2 separate regions of the Homo sapiens genome follow, and region 2 is linked to region 1. Evidence: chromatin loops called from intact Hi-C (ENCODE). Cell type or tissue: PC-3. All regions are shown on one strand.

Region 1 (2,500 bases):
CATTATCTCTGGATTGCCAATAGTTTCTCCTTATTTGGCTAACATTGAGAGATCCCAATCAGACTACTATAAAACTTTAATATGCACAAAGCATCCATTTTGAGAAAAGTTTGTGACCAGCTTTCTTTTTTCCCAACCCCAAAAGAAAAACCAGAGCTTGGTAACCGGCTTTGAAAAGAGTGTCCCCTATTTATTCTTCTCTTTCTAACACCAGTGCACACCCGAGGACCTGGGGCTCAAGGATCTCTGACACTGCGGCAAACTTCGAGTATCAGACTCAACACGTTCCGGTCCGGAGGTGGGCAAGCCCTTTAGAGGGCTTCCTTACTCTACCCACTTCCATCCCCTTCCTTTCAGCCGGTGCAGATCAGCTAATTACACCCTGTTTTCCCCTCCCCAGTGACCAAGAGTAATAAATGAGAAAACAGGAAATCGTTCGTTCAGGGCACTCGGCTTAGGGCTCTAGATTACTATTATTATCATCATTTGTAATCAAGTCCTAAAAAGTGCAACAAATCCAATGCCCACCTACAAGTCAAAGATGTTCATCTGCCTAACCGTCCGTAATGCCCCTTGTTAGTTTTCTTCCTTCAGCATCCACCCCTCCGAATATACCACTGACACCGGGGCCCAGGCACAACCCCACTACACCCCTCCTTGTCTCGACCCCAAATCCCAGACTTATCCACGAATGGCCCTGGGGCCCCAAACGACCACAGTTCCTTTTCCCCTATGCCCCGGAAATCACCCGGTTCCCAACTCCACCAGCAACTGTTCTGAAGGGGGGCCTCAAGCCCAGCGCCCTCCCTTCCACCAGCTCTCCCTCCCGCCCTCTGGGGAAACCGCCCCCTCACCCCGCAGCAGGGAGTCTCCCGCCGCCCCCAGCCTCAAGAGGTGGAGAACTGAGGGCAGGCCCGAGCAGGAGGCCGACGAGAACCCTCACGGTCAGGAGAGCCGGCGGCGGGGCGCACAGACCTGGTGCAGGGCAGTGAGTCCGTCCACATTGGCGTAATTGATGTCGGCGCCGCGGTGCAGCAGCTTGAGGACCTCGTCCGTGTCGCCGCTGGAGCAAGCAGCCAGGAAGACGGCGCCATCGTCGAACTTCACCTTGGTCTTCTGGCGCTTCACCACCGGAGGCTCGAGGTCCGTCTCGGAGCCGATCCAGCGTTTCAGCTGCTCGTTCCGCTTCTGCTTCGCGTCCGCCATCTTCATCCCCTCTCCTGCCGCCGGGTCTTCTTATCGCGAGGGGGGGAAGGGGGAGGCGGAGAGGGAAGAGAGGGGAGGCAGGGGGTGTGTGAATGTTTCTATGAGTGCGGGCCAGAGGAGGGCTGGGAACCCGGAGCCGACGCTCGAGACTTCCAGTATCCCACAGAGCACTGGGGCGGCGCACCCGGCCGAGCGGACCTCCCTTCCTACCACAGAAGCCCTCCCGCCCCCAGCACGGCCACCCGTCACCGGCGGCCAATCTAACGTAACTTCGCGAGATCCGGACTGGGAGGCGCCCTTCGACCAGTGCGCATGCGCCCTGGGCCTGTGCCCGCCCCAGGAAGAGCGCTCCCGCGAACTGCGGCGGTGGTGGCTGGGCCACCAGAGGGAAGCGGGTGTGGCCCAGGCAGCGGGGGCTGGGACAGACCTGGAAAGGAGGAAGCGGGGAAGGAAGGTTGTCCTGTCGGGCTGGGGGCTCCCGGGAATCCGGAGGCCAGCAGTGGAACCGCAAGGCTCTACAGGGCAGATCTGCCTCCCGTGCTGTCTCAGCTACGCCGAGTCGTTGGCTCAGGGCGGAGGATTTTCCTATTGGCCGCGTTATTTGAATGGAATGGAGGATAGGTCGTGAAGTAGGTGCTGCTGGTTGATCTTTCTAAGGAACTCAGATGAACTTGGGCATGTCAGAATTAATAACCTTTTAAAAGTGGGGTCTGTGTGGCCGAGGGTTTTAATGGTAAGTTCTTGAGGTGACCACCTATTGACAAGGGTTGACCTGCTGTAATTGCTGTGGCTTCCTGCCAACCCCCACTTTAGAAATGTTTTTCTTCCTCTCTTTACTTGTTTTGTTTTGCTTTCTCTCACGCTTGGGTTCTCTTCTTTCTTCCTTCAGTGCTTTAAGCCTGTCTCGTACTACCCATGAGCTTAGCTCAGCCTGATTACTGGTCCTTACCTTTTAAGGGATTTCTGGTTACAGCTCCATCTCTTTCTAAGGAGGGGTAAAGACCTAGCTGCGTCTAGCATTTAAACGGAACGTTAAGGAAGGCAATTAATTCAACCACTATTTATTGAATACCTACTATGAGCCAGTAACTGTACTAGGCACTGAAGATACAATGAAAAATATGACATTTATTTGAACCACCTCTTGAGTTCAGTCGCCCAAACAAGACTAATTTATCATCGTCATAAAAAAAAGACTTTAACTTTGCCTTGTATGACCACACGCGCACACACATAGGATTTGTAATACTGATGTCTTATGAGCCATCTATCTACAATCTCCACCAATTGATTT
Region 2 (2,500 bases), 220 kb after region 1:
CGTGTCATCAATTTTTTAAATGAAATAAGTACTTTATTTTTTAAATAGCAATTTTAGTTTCATAGCAAAATTGAGAGAAAGATACAGAGATTTCCCATATATTCCCTGTATTAACCCTTTTGGACTGCTGTAGCAAAGTCCTATAGTACGGCCTTATCAACAATGGAAATTTATTTCTTATTCTGGAAGTTGGGAAGTTCAAGAGTAACACACCAGCAGATTTGGTGTCTGATGAGGGCACGTTTTCTGGTTCATAGACAGCCATCTTTTCATTATGTCCTCAGATGGTGGAAGGAGCAAGGGAGTTCTTTGGAGTCTCTTTTATAAGGGCATTAATCCCATCCACAAGGGTTCCAGCCTCATGACCTAATCACCCCCTCAAAGGCTCCACCTCCTGAGACCATCACATTGGGGATTAAGTTTTCAACATAAGAATTTGTGGGAGACACATTTAATCTATACCTTCTCTGTCTTCACTCATGTATAGCCTCTCTCATTATCAACATCCCCCACCAGAGTGGCACATTTGTTAAAACTGATGAACCTACATTGACACATCATAATCACCCAAAGTCCATAATTTACATTAGAGTTCATTCTTGGTGTTATACACTCTATGGGTTTGTACAAATATATAATGATATATTTTCACCATTGTAGTATCATATAGAGTATTGTCACTGCCCTAAAAATCCTCTGTGCTCCGCCTCTGCATCCCTCCTCTATACCCCTCCAAATCCTGGCAACCACAGATATTTTTTATTGTCTCCATAGTTTTGCCTTTCCCAGAATGTCACATAGTTGGAATCATACATATGTAGACATTTCAGATTGGCTTTTTTCACTTAGTAATATGCATTTAAATTTCCTCCATATCTTTTCATGTCTTGATAGATCATTTCTTCTTAATGCTGTTAAACTAAAATAAAATAGAGACCAGGCTTGAAGAATCTGTAAGTGGACAAAGTCAGTTAGGTCTCATATATGACTTTAACCTTATTTTATTTGCAAACATAATCAAAACTTAACTTGAAGCTGGACACAGTGGCTCATGCCTGTAATCCCAGCACTTTGGGAGGCCGAGGTGGGTGGATCACTTGAGGTCAGGAGTTCAAGACCAGCCTGGCCAACATGGCAAAATTCCGTTTCTACTAAAAATACAAAAATTAGCCAGGCATGGTGGCTCACGCCTGTAGTCCCAGCTACTCGGGAGACTGGGGCAGGAGAATCTTTTGAACCCGGGAGGTGGAGGTTGCAGTGAGCTGAGATCATGCCACTGCACTCCAGCCTGGGCAACAGAGCAAGACTCAGTTAAAAAGGGGGGGAAAAAGAAAGCTTGGACTATTTCTTGTAAATGCCCATATGAAAGAAAAAGAAAACTTAAGCTCAACTAATCAGAAACCACCAACTGTTATAGTTGTGTAACTGGGGACTTTCCAGGAGCCTGCACCAAATAAGGCAGCTGCACAATCAATCAAATATTTTCTTTGCTTTACTTCCATGTTCGTCCTATAAAACCTCCCCTTTGCACTCCCTCTTTGAACTCCCCAAACTAGTTGTAGTTTGGAGCTGACCATTTAATGAATCATTGTTTGCTCAAATACATTAAAAAAAATTAAATGTGCTTCAGTTTACCTTTTAACAATGTTGAGTGATATTCCATTGTCTGGATATACTATATTAATTCATTCACCTACTGAAGGATATCTTAATTGCTTCCAGGTTTTGGCAAAAATAAAGCTGCTATAAACATCTGTGTACAGGTTTTTGTGTGGACAGTTTTCAGCTCCTATAGTTAAGTGCTAAGGAGTGTGATTGCTGGATCATATAGTAAGAATATGTTTTGTTTGTAAGAAACTGCCAAACTGTCTTGCAAATGGCTGTACCATTTTGCATTCCCACCACCAGTGAATGAAAGTTCCTGTTGCTACACATCCTTGCCAGCATTTGATATTGTCAGTGTTCTGGATTTTGACCATTTTAATAGATATGTAGTGGTATCACATTATTGTTTTAATTGGCATTTTCCTGATGATGTAAGATGTGGAGCATTTTTTCATATGCTTATTTTCCATCTGTATATCTTCTTTGGTGAGGTGTTCCTTAAGGTCTTTGGCGCATTTATAATTGAGTTGTTTGTTTTCTTGTTGAGTTTTAAGAGTTCTTTGTATATTTTGGATAACAATTCTTTATCAGATATATCTTTTGCAATGATTTCCTCTCAGTCTGTGGTTTGTCTTCTCATTCTCTTTACCTTGTCTTTCACAGAGTAGAAGTTTTAAATTTTAATGAAGTACAGCTTATCAATTCTTTCTTGCATGGATCATGCCTTTGATGTTGTATCTAAAAAAGTCATCACCCTATTCAAGGCTATCTGGGTTTTCTCCTATGTTATATATGTTATATTCTAGGGGTTTTATGGTTTCCCATTTTACAATCAGGTCTATTATCAACTTTGAGTTAATTTTTTTAATTTTTAATTTTTGTGGGTACATGGTGT

What was found. Hi-C counts contacts between places; a loop is a spot of excess contacts. Peaks named below come from ENCODE experiments on the same cell type or tissue, not always from the same donor. Only the 100,000 strongest peaks of a DNase experiment are listed, where the experiment ranks them.
Region 2: it touches region 1 in a loop (2.0-fold over the local background); 2 of 110 quality-filtered maps call a loop at or near these places.

Annotation. Positions count from the first base shown.
Region 1 is chr12:79,933,720-79,936,219 of GRCh38, forward strand. It overlaps PPP1R12A (protein phosphatase 1 regulatory subunit 12A), which reads right to left and starts at 1,378. Exons shown (of 25, transcript NM_002480.3): 1 at 976-1,378. The coding sequence starts at 1,212. It overlaps PPP1R12A-AS1 (PPP1R12A antisense RNA 1), which reads left to right and starts at 1,562. Exons shown (of 2, transcript NR_146535.1): 1 at 1,562-1,835. RefSeq lists enhancers at 198-763, 564-623, 764-1,327, 964-1,263, 1,310-1,604 and 1 more and a silencer at 794-883. In PC-3, no CTCF peak of the experiment used is centred here; a DNase peak (open chromatin) is centred at 1,502; H3K4me3 peaks cover 2,500 bases; H3K27ac peaks cover 1,698 bases.
Region 2 is chr12:80,152,994-80,155,493 of GRCh38, forward strand. The region is part of intron 1 of OTOGL (otogelin like); the gene reads left to right. Among named protein-coding and RNA genes, the nearest start is that of OTOGL, 55 kb to the left of the region's middle. In PC-3, no CTCF peak of the experiment used is centred here; a DNase peak (open chromatin) is centred at 1,518; H3K27ac peaks cover 1,432 bases.